Linked DNA regions of Homo sapiens: region 1 is linked to region 2. Evidence: chromatin loops called from intact Hi-C (ENCODE). Cell type or tissue: heart right ventricle. All regions are shown on one strand. Each heading gives the region's core, and the rest is flanking DNA. Links, peaks and the distances in the headings are about the cores only.

The links. Hi-C counts contacts between places; a loop is a spot of excess contacts. Peaks named below come from ENCODE experiments on the same cell type or tissue, not always from the same donor. Only the 100,000 strongest peaks of a DNase experiment are listed, where the experiment ranks them.
Region 1: a loop joins it to region 2, with 3 times the contacts of the local background. A loop is called at or near these places in 42 of 110 quality-filtered maps.

What each region holds. Positions count from the first base shown.
Region 1 is chr3:87,988,888-87,998,718 of GRCh38, forward strand. HTR1F (5-hydroxytryptamine receptor 1F) reads left to right here. Exons shown (of 3, transcript NM_001322209.2): 3 at 1,821-4,952. The coding sequence starts at 1,863. The coding sequence ends at 2,963. Among named protein-coding and RNA genes, the nearest start is that of CGGBP1, 65 kb to the right of the region's middle. In heart right ventricle, for the core only: no CTCF peak of the experiment used is centred there; no DNase peak of the experiment used is centred there.
Region 2 is chr3:87,766,097-87,775,927 of GRCh38, forward strand. No RefSeq gene overlaps it. Among named protein-coding and RNA genes, the nearest start is that of HTR1F, 22 kb to the right of the region's middle. In heart right ventricle, for the core only: a CTCF peak has its summit at 5,360 (motif pointing right); no DNase peak of the experiment used is centred there.

The DNA.
Region 1 (9,831 bases), core at 1,261-9,260, 220 kb after region 2:
TTATAATATACCTAACCACATTATATGTATGATTACTCATATTCTTATGAAGTACTTGATATAAAAATTAAGTATTTTAAAGTATTAATTTATCAGTTCCAACAAATAAAACAGAACTACGTTAACATTAATTTAAGGAATATGAAAATATAGTAATAGCTCTACCTAAGAATATCAGGTCTCCATATTGTCCTTTCCTAAAATATTAGTAACTACTAAAAAGTTATTAGAGAGAAGAGGATTGATTTAAAAAAATGCTATTTATCAAAGATATTAATTCTATTTTATTATACTCCAAATGTTCTTAATTGACTTGTAATTAATATAATGGACTAAAGCAAAACTTATAAGCCATGAATGGAGAGTCCTTTTTCAGAAGCAAGGTAACCCGGTCATTACAATGGTGACTTATACAGAAGAATAATTTCCATTTCAGAGTGAGTGCCATTAGGGGCTGTCCTTACTAGTAAGTTTCTTTGGTAACGGACTTGTTTGATCATAGCTGTCATTATTATAATGGGCAGTGTTGTACGATTATTTGATTCCAACTAATCTTATTCTATCTTTTTAAACCAAATTAACTACTTATATCCACAAAGACAAGTAAGCACTCTGACATTTTCCTAATTTCATACAATGATCATGGAATGCTAAGGATATACTAATTTTTTTTGCTATTTCTCTTTATATAACCTCCATAGCTTGACATAAAATATACTAAAAGTTCCTTTAGTCTCCATAAGCCTAATGATAATGTTCTCAATGTAACTTTCAATTAAGTACAAAATTATTATTTTGAATAGTTTTTAATATAATATTTTCTTATATTGCATCATACAGTGCACAAATGGTGTGTGCTTTTGTTCCCAGACCAAACCGAGGGTCAGGCTGCTATTTTTCGCAGCCCAATAACGAGATGCAGATGAACTGGGGAGAAAGAGAGTTTTTATTTCTGTAACCAGTTACAGGGAGAAGGCCTGGAAATTACAAAGTTTTCCAGAGCTTAAATACCTTCTAAGCTATATGTCTTCATGTAAGTGTGCATTCATCTAAAGACAAAGAAGATTAACTTCTTTTAATTTATAACTGAGGTCTGAGTCCTGAAGGCCTTCTTCTGGAGCCTCAGTAAGTTTACTTAATCTAAATGAGTCTAGGTGCTGGGGTGATTACCCTTTTCTTGTCTCCTGCTAAATCGTAAAGGTTTGGGGAGTTCCTTTAGACCCCAATAAACTTGTTCGTGGAGTTTCTTCAGACCCCCAATAAAACTTGTTCATCCTAAATGGATCCTGTTAAGAATTCCTTTGTTATTTTGTCATGCTTCAAGCCTAGGAAAAGCCTAAGCAAAACTCTTGGTGGGCTCTTTGTTACATTCCAGCCTTTGAATAAGGGCACTGGCTCTATCAGCTTTGAATATATAACTCAACTAGTCAGTCAGTAGTACTGAAACAGTTGTTACGGAGGCCTGCGTTATTGAGATCGGGCCTGCCACACTTTTAAACTTTTTCTGACATGGACAAAGAGAAAAACCAATTCTATAATGGCAGAGATTTCACTGAGTAACAAGCTAGAGTATTCATTAAAAATTGTTGTATTTAACCTATATTTTAAGAAATGTTTTGGAAGTTACTGGCTTTTTTTACTGTTCTCATTAAATTTCTTAAATAAAAAGGAAAACTAAAACCTTCAATCTGAACCTCATTTTTTTAATCTATAGAATATTCTGGGTAAACATAACATACACTTTTTAAAAATTATTCTGAAAGGAAGAGAAAAGTTCTTGAAGCCTTCTCTGAACTGTTTTTTCTCTTCCCTTGTTACAGGTATCCATTTTTCAGCTATATTAATCTTTTAAAACAAAGAAAATGGATTTCTTAAATTCATCTGATCAAAACTTGACCTCAGAGGAACTGTTAAACAGAATGCCATCCAAAATTCTGGTGTCCCTCACTCTGTCTGGGCTGGCACTGATGACAACAACTATCAACTCCCTTGTGATCGCTGCAATTATTGTGACCCGGAAGCTGCACCATCCAGCCAATTATTTAATTTGTTCCCTTGCAGTCACAGATTTTCTTGTGGCTGTCCTGGTGATGCCCTTCAGCATTGTGTATATTGTGAGAGAGAGCTGGATTATGGGGCAAGTGGTCTGTGACATTTGGCTGAGTGTTGACATTACCTGCTGCACGTGCTCCATCTTGCATCTCTCAGCTATAGCTTTGGATCGGTATCGAGCAATCACAGATGCTGTTGAGTATGCCAGGAAAAGGACTCCAAAGCATGCTGGCATTATGATTACAATAGTTTGGATTATATCTGTTTTTATCTCTATGCCTCCTCTATTCTGGAGGCACCAAGGAACTAGCAGAGATGATGAATGCATCATCAAGCACGACCACATTGTTTCCACCATTTACTCAACATTTGGAGCTTTCTACATCCCACTGGCATTGATTTTGATCCTTTACTACAAAATATATAGAGCAGCAAAGACATTATACCACAAGAGACAAGCAAGTAGGATTGCAAAGGAGGAGGTGAATGGCCAAGTCCTTTTGGAGAGTGGTGAGAAAAGCACTAAATCAGTTTCCACATCCTATGTACTAGAAAAGTCTTTATCTGACCCATCAACAGACTTTGATAAAATTCATAGCACAGTGAGAAGTCTCAGGTCTGAATTCAAGCATGAGAAATCTTGGAGAAGGCAAAAGATCTCAGGTACAAGAGAACGGAAAGCAGCCACTACCCTGGGATTAATCTTGGGTGCATTTGTAATATGTTGGCTTCCTTTTTTTGTAAAAGAATTAGTTGTTAATGTCTGTGACAAATGTAAAATTTCTGAAGAAATGTCCAATTTTTTGGCATGGCTTGGGTATCTCAATTCCCTTATAAATCCACTGATTTACACAATCTTTAATGAAGACTTCAAGAAAGCATTCCAAAAGCTTGTGCGATGTCGATGTTAGTTTTAAAAATGTTTATTATTGAAGGATGGGGGTTTTTGAGGGGAGGAATAACTAGATGAATGCCAAATAATAAAACACTTAAGCTTTTAGAGGGAAATACATGAAAACTGCTAAATTGATAAGGCTATAATTTATATTTTAATAGCAATGTGAATATAAAAGTTATTGATCACCACTATTCTAGGGTATTCAAAATTAGAAAATAATTTATGTAGGTTATAAACAATATTTTGCCTATGCAATGTTCCTAAAAAGCTAACTGGAAAAAATATATATATATACAATAGTAATGACAGTGATTTTCCATGTTTACATCTTACAATAATTATAGAGGAGTTTTCAATTAACAACATACCTCCCTCCATAATTTCTATCTAGTCCTACTGTTTTATAATATAATTCTATTATTTTGTATAAGAAAATATAATTCACCACAAAGTACACATTTCTCCTGTCTCCATTCTTGTCCCTTCTCCATCTTACCCTGAGCAAAAGGGAGGGGGAAGGAGCAACTCTTACTTAGTGTGACTGCAGAAAATGTAAAAAAGTCAGAGCTTGAAATTGTCCTTGTGTTTAGGTAGCAAAGAGTAATCATAAAGTGGGTTAGGTACAGCAAAATAATTCAATACTGAACTTGTGCATATTTAATGTATTATGTTTGATATAAACTTCTAGAATAATATTATCTTATCCTTATATTATCAGCATTTGAAATCAAAGCCTTACCTTAGTAACAATAACTCAACAAAGGGGCATGGGTGACGTTGTTATAATTGCTCTCTGTTTACTTAGGAATCAAATTTAAAGCACTAAATATCATAGATTACTCACCACAGTTATACTCTTAACATCTTTTTAAAAGTATAAAATGTATTTCATTTCTGTTAATAAGCTCAGTTATTAACTAAATTGTCTGTGGTATTTTGCACTTCAGTATTTTCCATACCTTTGATTTCAACATTATTTCCCGTTTACTAGACAGAATATAATGGAAATTTTTAGAACTTTCCCTTTACTTTAAAATATTTCTACTTTTCCAATTGGTAGAAATGAACAGGAAAAAAGACTCATATTACACTAATTAATAAATGTACACACATATATATTTTTGTAATTAGTCACTCTACTAGTTCAGTGAGCCAAAGCAATTCCATAAGTTTTTCTTCCATATTTATAAAAGGATTTGAAAACAATAGAACCATGAGTTTGAGAGGATTTTATTTTATTTGAACCAGCAAGGTCATAGACTACCTTTGGGAAGACCTATCATCAACCAAGATCGTTTGAAAAACAATATATACCTTTTTTTAAGTTGTACATTTATGTGCATTGTAAATATTCCTTCCTGATGGTGTGGTTAAGAGTACATTACATCAATTTTATGTATATATAGATCTGTGACAAATTACTCTCAATCTAACAAACATTTACAGAGTTCCCATTTTATACAAGGCATTGAGACATATACTAGATAGAAGATATACGAAATAATAAAATACAGTTTTTTTTCCTGAATATGTTTACAGTCTAAAAGGAGAAACAAGAAAAAATAAAACTATAATAGAAAAGAGCAAACTAAAATCTGGCATGGAAGTTGTTTACACAGTTATGATGGTGCAGAGGAAAAACTGATCGCATCTTGTTTAGAAAAATCAGAAATATTTCACAAAGAATGTATCTAGAACACATGTCAAATACACAGCACTGGGGCAAGAAAAATGGAAGAGCACACTCCAGGTTGTGACAACATCAGGATACAAACTGCACCATGCAAGTATTTGGTGGGGCATGTTCATAAATAGCAATGAGTTTGGCAACTATTTAGAGCAATAGAGGAAAAGGATATTAAAAGAAAAATTGGGCATTTTTGTGGCTGACTTTGAACGTCAGAAAAAAGTCTACAGTCAATTTTATTGCTGACGATGGGTAATCACTGATACTTTTAGCAAAAATATTACAAGTTTAGAGCAAATCTAAACAAAAAAGAAAGAAAAAAAATGGATCTGTCTCAATGCCATCAGAGAGAAAGCAGCGTTATTATTGAGATGATGACTTCCCGTTAGAAAGCAAATCAGTAATCCAGGCAAGAGGTGATGAAGTCCTGAACTTGATTCTAGCAATGGGAATAAAAAGAAAGAAACAGATGAAAGATGGTACGAAGAAGTACAATCCTCAGGTTATAATAAATTATTTAATAAGCAAGCAGTGGGAGAGACATGAGTCTATGAGATAACATCCTTAACCAAAATGAAGAACCCAACAGAAAGGGCCTATTGGTGAAACGGTTACTTCTTTTTTGGGTATGTTAAACACATAAAGATATGTCAGAGCTCATAGATACTAATGACCATGTCTTGCTCAAGCCACACTGACAAGTAGATGAGGTTTCTCTCTGACCTCAAAACTGACAGGTAAACGAGTGTCCCAGCCATCTCTTTTGTCCTCACTTCACTTGACCGCCCAAGGGCCCTTATGCTGAGTTGACAGGCCAAAGCTGGCCATAGTCCCTGTCATTCTCTGTTTACTTCTCTTTCCCTTCTCTTCTCACTTACCAAAATTTAATTCTGTGATTTCTTCATTCAATGACTTTGCTCTAAAGTTAAAATTATCTGTTGAGTTAATTTATTTATACTTATCTCAGACATTTATATATTTGTATTGGGAAACTAAGAGACACAACCATTGAACAACCCAAGGAGAGTGAGGCTCACCCAGATACAGACACTGCCCTCTGATCTGAGTTGGACTGAGACCCAAATCTAGGAAAATAACGCTGTAAGTGACAAAGTCATAGATCCCTTCAGAGCTCAGAGGAGAATCAAGTTTATCATTACTGTGTATGATCCAAAGAACCACAACAAATTCCAATTATTATCACTTCATCTATGTGTTTCCCCTACATGCTGAGGGTACAGAGCATGCCTTCCTTCCTGAAAAAAATATGAATATGAATATTTAGTTATTTTATTTTATTGAGTCAGGGTCTCATTCTGTTGCCCAGGCTGGAGTGCAATGGTGTGATCTTCGCTCACTGCTACCTCCGCCTCCTGGGCTAAAGCCATTCTCCCACCTCAGCCTCCTGAGTAACTGGGACTACAGGCATGCATCACTGCACCCGGCTAAGTTGTCTTTTGTAGAGACGGGGTTTTACCACATTGTCCAGGTTGGTCTTGGACTCCTGAGCTCAAGTGATCCTCCCACCTCAGCCTCCAAAAGTGGTGGGATTATAGGTGTGAGCCACTGCAACTGGCCTATTTTATTTTTCTAGAGACAAAGTCTCATTCTGTTGCCCAGGCTGGAGTGCAGTTGTACAATCACTGCTCACTGCAATCTTGAACTCCTGGGGCTCAAGTGATCCTCTCACCTCAGTCTCCCAAGTAGCTGGAACTACAGGCATGCACCACCACCCCCGGATAATTTTTTTTATTTCTTACTTTTCGAAGAGATGACGTCTTGCTGTGTTGCCCAGGCTGCTCTCAAACTCCTGGCCTCAAGTGATCCTCCCACCTTGTCTTCCCAAAGCATTTGGATTACAGGCTTGATCCACCACACCTGGCCTCTCTTTAATATCTTTAAAGTGGTAGGGTCAGATAGGTTATGTAGAGATTAATCATCTACAATTTGTGCTTTCTTTGAAATTTATGAAGGACAGATTACAATTAACATGATATATTTCTCTGAATACATAGGATTTCAATGAGATTTTTCTCTCATTGAAAAATCCTCCAAGTTACTAATAGCTAAGCATTTTTACAGAAATATATATATATATTTGGCACCTATAACAAATGTAGCAATATAAGGATTTATGTATTTAACCGATAAGGTAGAAAAAGAAAATATAAATATCATAGAAATAGTTAAATACCAGATAAGGAGGAGTTACCTCCTGCTAGGATTTCAAACATACTGGCACTAGAAAATTAAATGAAAATTTTATTTTTGCTCCACTCCTCTAAAACTTATCAAGTGATGAAAGGCATGGAAAAAAGACCAAAGAAAAATAGAAAGTCACACTACTAAAAACTAAATTCACTCCAATACTCTACCAATAGACATACCTATGTAAAAATTATGCTTGAAAATTCACTTCTGCTTGTGAAACATGGTCTTAATTGTAGAACTGGTTTAAGTATATGGATTGTCTGGGTTAACTGAATTTTTTTGATTTTGGTTTTGTTCTGTTTTACAATAAACCCACAGGGTCAAATCTACAGCACAGTTTATCCAAGTCCTGGCAGTCGATGGGTCCATCCTTAAGTAGGGCCAATTTCCATTTTGAATCTCCAAAACCAGTTTCCTTTCCCTTTTGTAGTAATTTTGATTCCCCACCCACCCATCCCCAGCTTGCCCTAAGTGGTATGTCCCTTGTTTATATCAGTTATGTCAGTTCCAAATTTTAAAATTCCCTTAGCACAGCATAATCCCCATATTCACAGGCTCAAAGTTAAGCTTTTCCCTCTGTACCCAGAGAGTCCTGTGTCAAAACTAAATGGAGAATTAATTGGAAGCCAATTACTAGGCAATGCATTGATTTGCTGCACCAAATAGCATGAAAGTCGAGATTATCATAAGCTTATTGCTGAAATGCATTCCTCTATTTCAAGGAAGAAGCCATTTTCTCATGACTTTATACCAGACTATTTTTAACTCATAGGTCAAAGAATTAGGTTTACTGCTTTACAGTACAAAGGAAGCAAGAAAAATATTTCCTTAACATATCCTGAAGTCCTTCAAAAGTAATCCTGCTCAATTCAAAATGTGTCCATATTAATTTGTTTCAGAAAATGTGTTTCTAGACTCTAATAACTAGATAACTAAAATGATTATATTCAGACCTTTATTTTGCCAAAAATATTTCTAAAAGCAAACTAACATTTTTGTCATGAATAAAGTAAATATTTTCTTATGATATTGTGATAATTTTTCTTGTTCTTTTGAATCAATATGCTTTCTCTCATTATTTAAAATGAGGAACTTACTGTTGAGAGAAATATTTTCTAACATTATAATAAATACTGAGTTATTCATACAGAATATCTTCTCTGTACAAAATGTGGCATGCTTGAAGTCGATCTGGGAAGAGTAGAATTTTTTCAAAGAATTTACACACTCTGGTTAGGGCAGAAACTATAAACATTTTGTTTGAGTAAAAAAGATATTATTTTACCAACAGTAACAACAATAAATCTTGTCAAAGCAATCTTTCATCAAAACTTGTTTTTAGTTTCAGTTCCAATTTTTATCGCAGAGTTTCTTCCTCTGCAAGGACACTAAAATTACCTATTGATTTATGTAGACACAGAAAACCAAAGCAATGTGCATAAGAATCACCAAAGATGCTTGTTACAAAGACAAATTCCAGATTTGAAATCAGAAAAGGTTGAAGTTAAATCCTGGTTCTTCTGCTAATCATTAACTTGATGCTAAGCAAATTTCATCTAACCTGCTTTCTTCAGATTAGAGATGAAAGACTACGGAGATAGAGTGAAATAAAGCAAATGCTCTTGAAAAAATGCTAAAAGACTACAAAATAGAAATTTGCATTATTTATCATTATTTTCCATACTAAGGAGTGAGTCAGAGGGCATTTGACACGCAACCTGGTGTTCTGCATTGTGGGTTTCCTGTTGCTGAATGTGGAGAAGAGCCAGTAAGTCATCGATGGCCTTCCGCTCCTGGCTCTCCATGGTAGAACAGTAACTCCCAGTAACCCCAGCCACAGCCACAAATACCACCCTGTGGGTACTCACAGTCTTTCCCTTTGCTCTATACTTCCATCCTTATTACTAAAAGACTGGCATGCTCAAAGGTTGTTTAGCTTTCTAGAAAAATGTAATGCAATTCTTCTACCCTATTAAATTCATAACTGCAATTATTCCAGAAGTAATTTCTTCTATTGATGTATTCAGAGACCTTTTTCCATATATTCTAGATAGGGTATTATTTCAATCCTTTAAACAATAAAGGTGAAACTTTCATTTGAAATGAAAATTCTAAGTTGATGAGAACAAGACTAGAGGTGTAACTGTAGGGTCTATTAAGTATTAGAAAAAATACTACTAATTTATATGCAAAAATTAATACTTAAGAAACTACTCAATATCAATGTCTCCCTGTTGCTTATTTCACTGCATACAGACTCTTGCTGGCTTTTAGGGTCTTCATAACCAAAGTACCACTCTCTGGAAAATCTTACTTCCCACTGTCCTCCTTGGTCCCAACAAATGCTATCTTCTCCAATCTGGTCCCTCTCTCCACTGTCCTCACTATGTGCCTTCCTCATTCTTGTCTCTATTGCCCTTTAGACTTTTTGTTTTCTTCTCCCATGTGAAATGCCCTCTACCTCCTTGATGTTAAGCAACTTATCCTTCAAAGTACAGATTCAATTTCACTTCCTCCTTGAAACTGAATCCATACTGTGCTTGAAGTCAGTATCCCTCAATATTATTTCCAATAATTCCTTATTTGTTTTAAGTATCTCTAATTTCTTCATGAGTGTTTGGTTTTTATACCAACTATAAAGAGTACTGTAAGTTACTTAAAGGACATGTGATTATTTCTGTCCCTTCCACATTTATCCCAAATATTTATCTTCACTTCTATATGTAATAAAAGAAATGCAAATGTGTCAATATCAAAAAGGAAACTGAGAGGTTGCTAAAAATAAAAAAGCAGTGCTTATTTTTCAATGATTAGAGAATACCTTACTGATAATGAAATACATAAAACTCATAGGACACTAATTTTCTGGAAATGTCTATGTATAACGATAAATTTCAAAGATCTGTTTGCTAATTATACATTATTAATCATTTATACAATATATGAATATGCTTTAAATCACCTATTTTAAAGACAATATTTT
Region 2 (9,831 bases), core at 1,335-9,334:
GGTTGCAAACATCAACACAGTGAAAAAAGTAACATAACACATTATTATCATAATGGTTATTATCAATTTTATTATTTTAGCCTGTGGTAAACTTGAAAAGGTCACAGGGACTACTGTGTGTCCACAGATCACTTTAAGAACTGCTGTCTAGAAGTTATCCTTTGCAAGGAGGCAAACCCCTCCCTGCCAAACCTAAGCCTATCTTCCAAATGTTGGTGTAAGAAACTCCACAGATCCTGTCTCCAGTGAAGAAAGCATACCTTTTAAAGAAAGAAAAGTGTGTGTATGTGTTTGTGTGTGTGTCTGCATATGTTTAAAAACTGCAAATTGTCCTAAAAGCATACAGCAAATAAAGAAACATTTATTCAAGACAATCTAAATAATCACACAATAAGAACAAGGAGCATTTGTGGCATTTGAACCATGACCCATTTCTTTCCTTTCCCTTCCATCTTAGCATAGTAGAAACTTCAATCTAGTCGGGAGCAACCAAGAACATAGACTCCCTCTTTCTCCAGCTGCAATATCTTTCAGGAGAATTAAGGTCAGTTAAAATCTAGAATATCTCCCAGGAGAGGCAGGCTATCCGCGTTTCTCATGCCACCCAGCTCTCTGTTACAGTAGCCCTATTCCAAGGCAAGAATAACTGACCTAGCCCCCATTCTAGGACAGAAGCTAAACCCCAGGCACAGGAGTTGTAGAATGCTGAGACCTTGTTAACCTTCATCCCAGCTCACTTATAAGTCTAAGTGAGCTTGTCCCTTCCATGCTGGGAGGAATAAACTAAGAAGAACAAAGGTATGCAGTTCCAACCAGTTTCCTGCTTGTAAAACAGTGTGTCACTCAAAGACAAGTGAAACAATATCCCTACACTCAGCTTTAGAGCAGTCGTGCACAGATTTTGTTCAGGGGCAGAGAAGACAATAAGAAGAGAGAGCTCTGAAACACTCCCCAAAAGACCTGACTTTATTTGGAAAAGAGTACGGGGAAAGTTCAAGCTTAGGGACAATCTTGAAAACAAATAAGAGGATAATGGGAGCTCCATGAGTGTGGTGAGCTACACCATTTCCAATATAGAAAATATAGAAATCTAACAAAGAGAGCTAGAGACAGAGACGGGTAGTAAGAGGGTCCTCTTGGGTTGGAATGAAAACCAAAAATGAGTCTCATAGACTACCCTGGCAAAGAGTATCAAATTTTAAAAAAAAGCAGAAAAATATCCAAAGAAATAATGGCTAAAATATATTTTATTTTATTTTTTAACTTATTTTTTAATTTGTATGAATGTAGGACATTCAAATGCAGTTTTGTAACATAGATATATTGTGTAGTGGCAAAATATAGCCTTTTAGTATAATCATCGTCCAAATAATGTACATAAATAATTTCTCATCCTTTACCCTTCTCCCGCTGTCCCAACCTTCCAGGCCTCCAGTGCCCATTATTCCGCATTCTATGTTCATTTGTATACATTATTTAGCTCCCACTTATAATTGACAACATATAGTTTTTGATTGTACTAATTACCTAATCTAGGTATTTGCGTAGAGATTGTACTAATTAACATTCCCACCAACAATGTAGAAGTATTCTCTTGTCTCTGCAGCCTCACAACCTCTGTTGTATTTTGACTTTTTAATAATATCCATTCTGACTGGTATAAGATCGTATCTCATTGTGGTTTGAGTTTTTATTTTTCTGATTAGTGATGTTGAGTTTTTTTCATATGCTTATTGATAATTTCTATGTCTTTTCAGAAATGTTTGTTCATATAATTTGCCCACTTTTTAATGAGGTTATTTGATTTTTAAAATTGTTGTTAACTGTTTGGATTTCTTATAGATTCTGGATATTATTCCCTTGTTGAATGCAAGTTTTGCAAAAATTTTCTCTTATTCTGTAGGTTGTCTGTTCACTCTGTTATTTCTTTGGCTATGCAGAAGCTTTTTAATTTAATTAAATCTCATTTGTCTATTTTTGTTTTTGTTAACTTTATTTTTGAGGTGTTAGTCATGAATTTTTTTGCCTAAACATATGTTCAGAAGAGTTTTTCTGAGGTATTCTTTTTTTTATAGTTTTAGGTTTTGTATTTAAGTCATTAATTCATTTTGAATTAATTTTATGTATGGTGAGAGTTAAAATCCAGTTTCATTCTTCTTCATATGGCAAACCATTTTTTCCAGCACTATTTATTGAATAAGATGTCTTTTCCCCAATGTATGTTTTTGTTGACTTTATCAAAGATTAGTTGGCTTTAGGTATGTGGCTTTGTTTCTGGGTTTTCCATTCTGTTCCATACATCTATTTGTCTATTTTTATACCAGAACTACACTATTTTGGTTACTATAGCCTTGAGGTAATTTGAAGTCATGTAATGTAATGCTTCTAGCTTTGTTCTTTTTGCTTAGGTATGCTTTGCTATTTAGGGTCCTTTTTGGTTCCATATGAATTTTAGGATTCTTTTTTCTAATTGTGAGAAAAATGATATTGATATTTTTATAGAAATTACATTGATTCTGTAGATTGCTTTGGGAAGTATGGTCATTTTAATGATATTGATTCTTTTGATGCATGAACATGGGATGTTTTTACATTTGCTTGTGTCATCTATGATTTCCTTCCTCAATGTTTGTTGTTTTCCTTGTAGAGATCTTTCATCTTCTGGGTTAAATATATTCCTAAGTATTTTATTTTTGTAGTGATTGCGAATGGGATTGGCTTCTTGATTTTGTTCTCAGTTTGATTGTTACTAGTGTGTAGAAGTTCCACTGATTTTTGTACATTGATTTTGTATCCTGAAACTTTACTGAACCGATTTATCAAATCTAGGAGTCTTCTGGAGGACACTTTAACGTTTTCCATATGTAAGATTATATCATCAGCAAACAGATAATTTGACTTACTCTTTTTCAATTTGGTACTTTGTTTTTTTCTTGCCTGATTGCTCTGGCAATCAGGTTCTTCCAGTACTATGTTGAATAGGAGTAGTGAATATGAGCATCCCTGTATTGCTCTAGTTCTTAAGGGAAATGCTTTCAATTTTTCCCCATTCAATATGATGTTTGCTGAGGGTTTGTCTTATATGAATGTTATTATTTTGAACATTCATATAATTATCCTTGAATTATTCTTGCCTGATTGCTCTGGCAATCATAGTACTTCTGGTGCTATGTTGAATAGGGGTGGTGAATATGAGCATTCCTGTCTTGCTCTAGTTCTTAAGGGAAATACTTTCAATTTTTCCCCATTCAATATGATGTTTGCTGAGGGTTTGTCTTATATGAATGTTTTTATTTTGAAGTATGTTTCTTCTATGCCTAGTTTGTTGAGGGTTTATATCATAAGAGGATTCTGAATCTTATCAAATGCTTCTTTTGCATCTATTGAGATGATCATATGATTTTTGTTTTCTGTTTATGTGGCAAATCACATTTATTGATATGCATATGTTAAACCATCCTTGCATCTCTGGAATAAAATCCACTTGGTCATGATGAATTATCTTTTTGATATGTTGTTGCACTTGGTTTGTTAGTATTAGGTTTGCTAGGATTTTTGCATCTATGTTCATCAGGAATATTGGTCTGTAGTCTTTTCTGTTGTGTTCTTGCCTGGCTTTGGTATCAGGGTAATACTGGCTTCATAGAATGAGTTAGGGAGGAATACCTCCTCCTTGATTATTTGGAAGAGTTTTAGGAGGATGGGTACCATCTCTTCTTTGAATGTTTTATAGAATTTGGCTGTGAATCCATCTGCTCCTGTGCTTTTTTGAGGAGGGAGATTTTTTTAATTACTGATTCAATTTCACTACTTTTATTAGTCTGTTCAGGATTTCTGTTTCTTTATCATTCAATCTTCGGAGGATGTATGTTCCCAGGAATTTATCCATTTCCTCAGATTTCAAGTTTGTGCATGTATGGTTTTTCATATGTCTCTAATGATTGTTTTTTATTTCTGTGGTATCAGTTGTAATGTCTCCTTTTTTCATTTCTGAATACGTGTATTTTGGATCTTCTCTTTTCCTGGTTCATCTTGCTAGTGGTCTATCAACCTTATTTATCTTTTCAAAGAAACAACTTTTCATTTCATGGATCTTTTGTATTGTTCTCTTGTTCTCAATTTCACTTAGTTCTGCTCTAATCTTTGTTGTTTCTTTTCTTCTGCTAGCTTTTGGCTTAATTTTTTTCTTGTTCTTCTAGTTATTTGAGGTGAAATTTTTGGTTGTTAACTTGTGATGTTTTTATTATTTTGATGTAGGCATTTAATGCTATAAAATTCCATCTTAGCACTGCTTTTGCTGTATCCCAAAAGTTCTGGTATGTTATATCTTGATTTTCAATCATTTAAAAATATTTTAAATTTTTCATATTAATTTAGCCATTGACTCAAAGATGGTTCAAGTTTATGTTGTTTAATTTCCATATATTTGTATCATTTTCAGAGTCTCTGTAGACATTGATTTCTATTTTTATTCCACTATGGTCCAAAAAGATACTTGGCATGATTTTAAATTTTTAAATTTTTTGAGACTTGTTTTCTGGCCTAACATATGGTCTATCTTGGAGAATGTTTCATGTGCAGATGAGAAGAATGTATATTCTACAATTGTATATTCTACAAATATATGTTAGGTCCATTTGTTCTAAAGTCCAATTTAGGTCCAGTGTTCCTTTTGTTGATTTTCTGTCTTGATGATTTGTCTTATGCTGTCAGTGGGGCATTGAAGTCATCCACTATTATTGCATTGCTGTTTATCTCTTCTTTAGGTCTAGTAATTGTTTTATGAATCTGGGTGCTCCAGTGCTGGTGCATATGTATTTAGGATGATTGTATCTTCTTGGTGAATTGATGTTTTTATTAATATATAATGACCTTCTTTGTCTTTTTTTAAACTATTGTTTATTTGAGGTCTGCTTTATCTACATAAGTATAGCCACTACTGCTCACTTTTGCTTTCCATTTTCATGAAATATCTTTTTCCACCTCCTTACATTCCATCTGTAAGTGTTTTTAAAAGTAAGGCAAGTTTCTTATAAGCAGTATATAGTTGGTTCCTGTTTCTTTATCTATTTCTACAATCTATATCTTCTAGATGGAGCATCTAACCTATTTATATACAAGGTTGACATTGATATGTGAAGTTTTTTTTCCTGTCATAATCTTAACTGTTATTTAGTTGCTTTGTAGATTGTTTCTTTTTTTTTTCTTTTTGTCTTTGTGGTTTGGTGTTCAAGTGTGTTGCCATGTTGTTTCTTTCTCTTTTCTCCTTTGTGTAATTGTTTTATGGGACACTATGAGCACTATGCACTTGTGTCAGCAGATGTTGTAATGGACTGCATGTTGAACTGCCAGCCAGTAGGTGGCACTTGTCAGTGAAAGCCAGCTGCAGTGGTAGCAGTCGAGTTTATGCTTGATCTTTGATAACCAGGAGATATACTTGGGTGTCACAGGTGATGGGCTGGGCCTTGGAACTTCCAATGTTTCCAGTCCTGTGCTCTGCTTCCAAGATGGGGGTGGGGTTGCAAAGCTTGGCAGGACTAGGACAAGCAAGTCTGCACTTGGGTCATGCAATGGCAGGTGCAAGTGCTGGTCCTGATGGGGGTTAGAAGGCAGTTCTTAAGCCCCTGGAGAACTCTCCAGGAAGAAATGGAGCAATTGATGACGTTCTATGAGTTAATATAGGGAAGGAGGGGCAGCTTGGGCTCCAAATGCTAGCATGCAGTAGTGGGAACCGCCTCCATTCCATGCTCTCAACTTGGTGGGCTCCCTCCTGTGGCCTGTTACTGGTAGCAAGCTGAGACAGCCAGGCAAGTCACAAGCAATTTGTCTTCATATCATAAGACTGCTAATGCCATTAAACTCCCTGCCCAGGATGAAACCATAGCTCCCAGGCCAAATGCCTCCCAGTCCAGTCCTGTGAAAGCGAGGCACCCAACAACCACGATTACAGCTGGAGCACACACCACACTCACCTCTCAAGTCTGGGTGTGGAGTCTCCTCCCTGCTCAAGAATAGATTGCAAATACCCATCTGGAGACCATCCAAATCAGTGACTGCCTCCTATCCTGGCTGGCAGGTTCCTCTCAGCCCACTCCCCAAATTTTATTAAAAACATAAATCTACATATTCAAAAGTGAAATGAAATCCAGCTAAGATAAATGCAGATTCAACATAGTCCCAAAACTATATGAAGTAAAAACTGACATAGCAGAAAAACAATTCAACAATAAGATTTGGAGAATACATTACCCCCAAGTTCAATAAGGTATGGAACAACTGGAAAAATATCAATAAGAAAGGCTTGAACAACACTATATACCAACTAGACCTACCCACATCTATAGCACAGTCCATTAACAATAGCAGAGTACATGTTCTTCTGAAGCACACAAGGAATATTCTTTAGGATAAACAATATGCTGGACCATAAAAACACGCCTCGATAATTTTTTTTTATTTTACAGCTGTTTTTAAATTTATTTTTATTTATTTATTTTTCTATAAGTTATTGGAGTACAGGTGACATTTGGTTACATGAGTAAGTTCTTTAGGGGTGATTTGTGAGCTTTTGGTGCATCATTCACCCCAAGCAGTATACACCACACCATATTTGTAGTCTTTTATCCATCGCCCCCCTACCTCTCTTCCCCCCAAGTCCCCAAAGTTCACTGTAGCATTCTTATGCCTTTGTGTCCTCATAGCTTAGCTCCAACGTATCAGTGAGAACATACGATGTTTGGTTATACATTCCTGAGTTACTTCACTTAGAATAATAGTCTCCATTCTCATCCAGGCCATTGCAAATGCTGTTAATTTATTTCTTTTTATGGCTGCATAGTATTCCATCATATATATATATCACAGTTTCTGTATTCATTCATTGATTGATGGGCATTTGGGTTGGTTCCATGATTTTGCTATTGTGAATTGTGCCACTAAAAACATGGATGTGCAAGTATCTTTTTTGAACAATGACTTCTTTTCCTCTGGGTAGATACCCAATAGTGGGATTGCTGGATCAAATGGTAGTACTACTTTCTTGGTTCTTTAAGGAATCTCCAAACTGTTTTCCACAGTGGCTGTACTAGTTTACATTCCCACCAGCAGTGTAGAAGTGATCCCTGTTCACCGCATCCATGTCAGCATCTACTGTTTTTTTATTTTTTTCATTACGACCATTCTTGCAGGAGTAAAGTGGTATCACATTGTGGTTTTCAGTTGCATTTCCCTGATCCTTAGTGATGTTGAGCATTTTTTCATATGTTTATTGGCCACTCATATATCTTCTTTTGAGAACTGTCTATTCATTAGCCTACTTTCTAAGAGGATTTTTGTTTTTTTCCTACTGGTTTGTTTTGAGTTTGCTTCTACAACAAACTGGATATTAGTCCTTTGTCAGCTGTACAGTTGTAAACATTTTCTCCTACTCTGTGGGTTGTCTGTTTACTCTGCTGACTGTTCCTTTTGCTGTGCAAAAGCTCTTTAGTTTAATTAGGTCCCAGCTATCTATCTTTGTTTTTGTTGCATTTGCTTTTGGGTTCTTGGTCATGAAATCCTTGTCTAAGCCAATGTCTAGAAGGGTTGTTTCAATGTTATCTTCTAGAATTTTTATAGTTTCAGGTCTTAAGTTTAAGTCCTTAATCCACTTTGGGTTGATTTTTGTATAAGGTGAGAGAAGAGGGTCCGGTTTCATTCTTCCACAGGTGGCTAGCCAATTAACCCAGCACCATTTTTTGAAAACGGTGTCCTTTCCCCACTTTATATTTTTGTTTGCTTTGTCAAAGATCAGTTGTCTGCAAGTATTTGGGTTTATTTTTGTGTTCTCTATCCTGTTCCACTGACCTATGTGCCCATTTTTGTATCAGTACCACACTGTTTTGGTGACTATGATCTTAAAGTATAATTTGAAATCAGGTAGCGTGATGCCTCCAGATTTGTTTTTTTTTTTTTTTTTTTTTTTTTTTTTTTTTTTGCTTAGTCCTACTTTTGCTATGTGGGCTCTTTTTTGGTTCCATATGAATTTTAGAATTTTTTTTCTAATTTTGTGAAGAAAGACAGTGGTATTTTGATGGGGACTGCATTGAATTTACAGATTGCTTTTGGCCATATGGTCATTTTCACAATATTGATTCTACCCATCTATGCGCATGGGATGTGTTTTCATTTTTTTGTCTTGTCTATGATTTCTTTCAGTAATGTTTCATAGTTTTCCTTGTAGAGGTCTTTTCACTCCTTGGTTAGGTATATTCCTAAGCATTCTTTTTGCAGCTATTGTTAAAGGGGTTGAGTTCTTGATTTGATTTTCCACTTGTTCGCTGTTGATGTATAGAAGAGCTACTGATTTGTGTACATTAATCTTATATCCATAAACTTTGCTGAATTTTTTCTCAGTTCTAGGAGCTTTCTGGAGAAGTTCTTAGGGTTTTCAAGGTAAACAGTCAGATCTTCAGCAAACAGTGATAATTTGACTTCCTCTTTACCAATTTGGATGCCCTTTATTTCTTTCTCTTGTCTGATTGCTCTGGCTAGAACTTCCAGTACTATGTTGAAGAGGGTTGCTGAGAGTGCGCATCCTTGTCCTGTTCCAGTTCTCATAGGGAATGCTTTCAATTTTTCCTCTTTCGGTATTATGTTGGCTGTGGTTTTTGTCATAGATGGCTTTTATTAATTAAGATATGTCCCTTGTATGTCTATTTTGCTGAGAGATTTAATTATAAAGGGAGGCTGAATTTTGTCAAATGCTTTTTCTGCATCTATTGAAATGATCATGTGATCTTTGTTTTTAATTCTGTTTATGTGGTGTATCACATTTATTGACTTGTGTATGTTAAACCATCCCTAAATCCCTGGTATGAAACCCACTTTGTCATGGTGGATTATCTTTTTGATATGTTGTTAGTTAGTATTTTGTTAAGTTAGTTAGTATTTTGTTAAGAATTTTAGCATCAATGGTCATCAAAGATATCAGTCTGTAGTTTTCTTTTTCGGTTATGTCCTTTCCTGGTTTTGGTATTAGAGTGATGCTGGCTTCATAAAATATATTCGGGAGGGTTCCTTCTTTCTCTATCTTATGGAATAGTGTCGAAAGGAATGGTGCCAATTTTTTGAATGTCTGGTAAAATTCTGCTGTGAATCCATCTGCCCTGGACTTTTTTTTTTTTTTGGTAATTTTTCAAATACCATTATTTCAATCTCATTGCTTGTTATTGGTCTGTTCGGAGTATCTAACTCTTCCTAATCTAAGCTAGGAAGGTTATATTTTTCCAGGAATTTATCCATCTCTTCTAAGTTTTGTAGTTTATGTGCATAAAGGTGCTCATAGTAGCTTTGAATGATCTTTTGTATTTCAGTGATGTCAGTTGTAATATCCCATTTCACTTCTTAGTGAGGTTATTTGGATTTTCTCTCTTCTTTGCTTAATTAATCTTGCTAATAGTCTATCAATTTTATTTGTATTTTCAAATAACCAGCTTTTTTTTCATTTATATTTTGTATTGTCTTTTTTGTTTCAATTTCATTTAGTTCTACTCCGATCTTGGTAATTCCCTTTCTGCTGCTGGGTTTGGGTTTGCTTTGTTCTCGTTTCTCTAGTTCCTTGAGGTGTGACCTTAGAATGTCAGTTTTTGCTTTTCCAGTCTTCAAGATGTAGGTGCTTAGGGCTATGAACTTCCGTCTTAGTATCACCTTTGCTGTATCCCGGGGGTTTTGATAGGTTATATCACTACTGTCATTCAGTTCAAAGAATTTTTAAATTTCCATCTTGATTTCGTTTTTGGCCCAGTGCTCATTCAGGAACAGGTTATTTAATAGATTAATCAGATTAATAGCAGA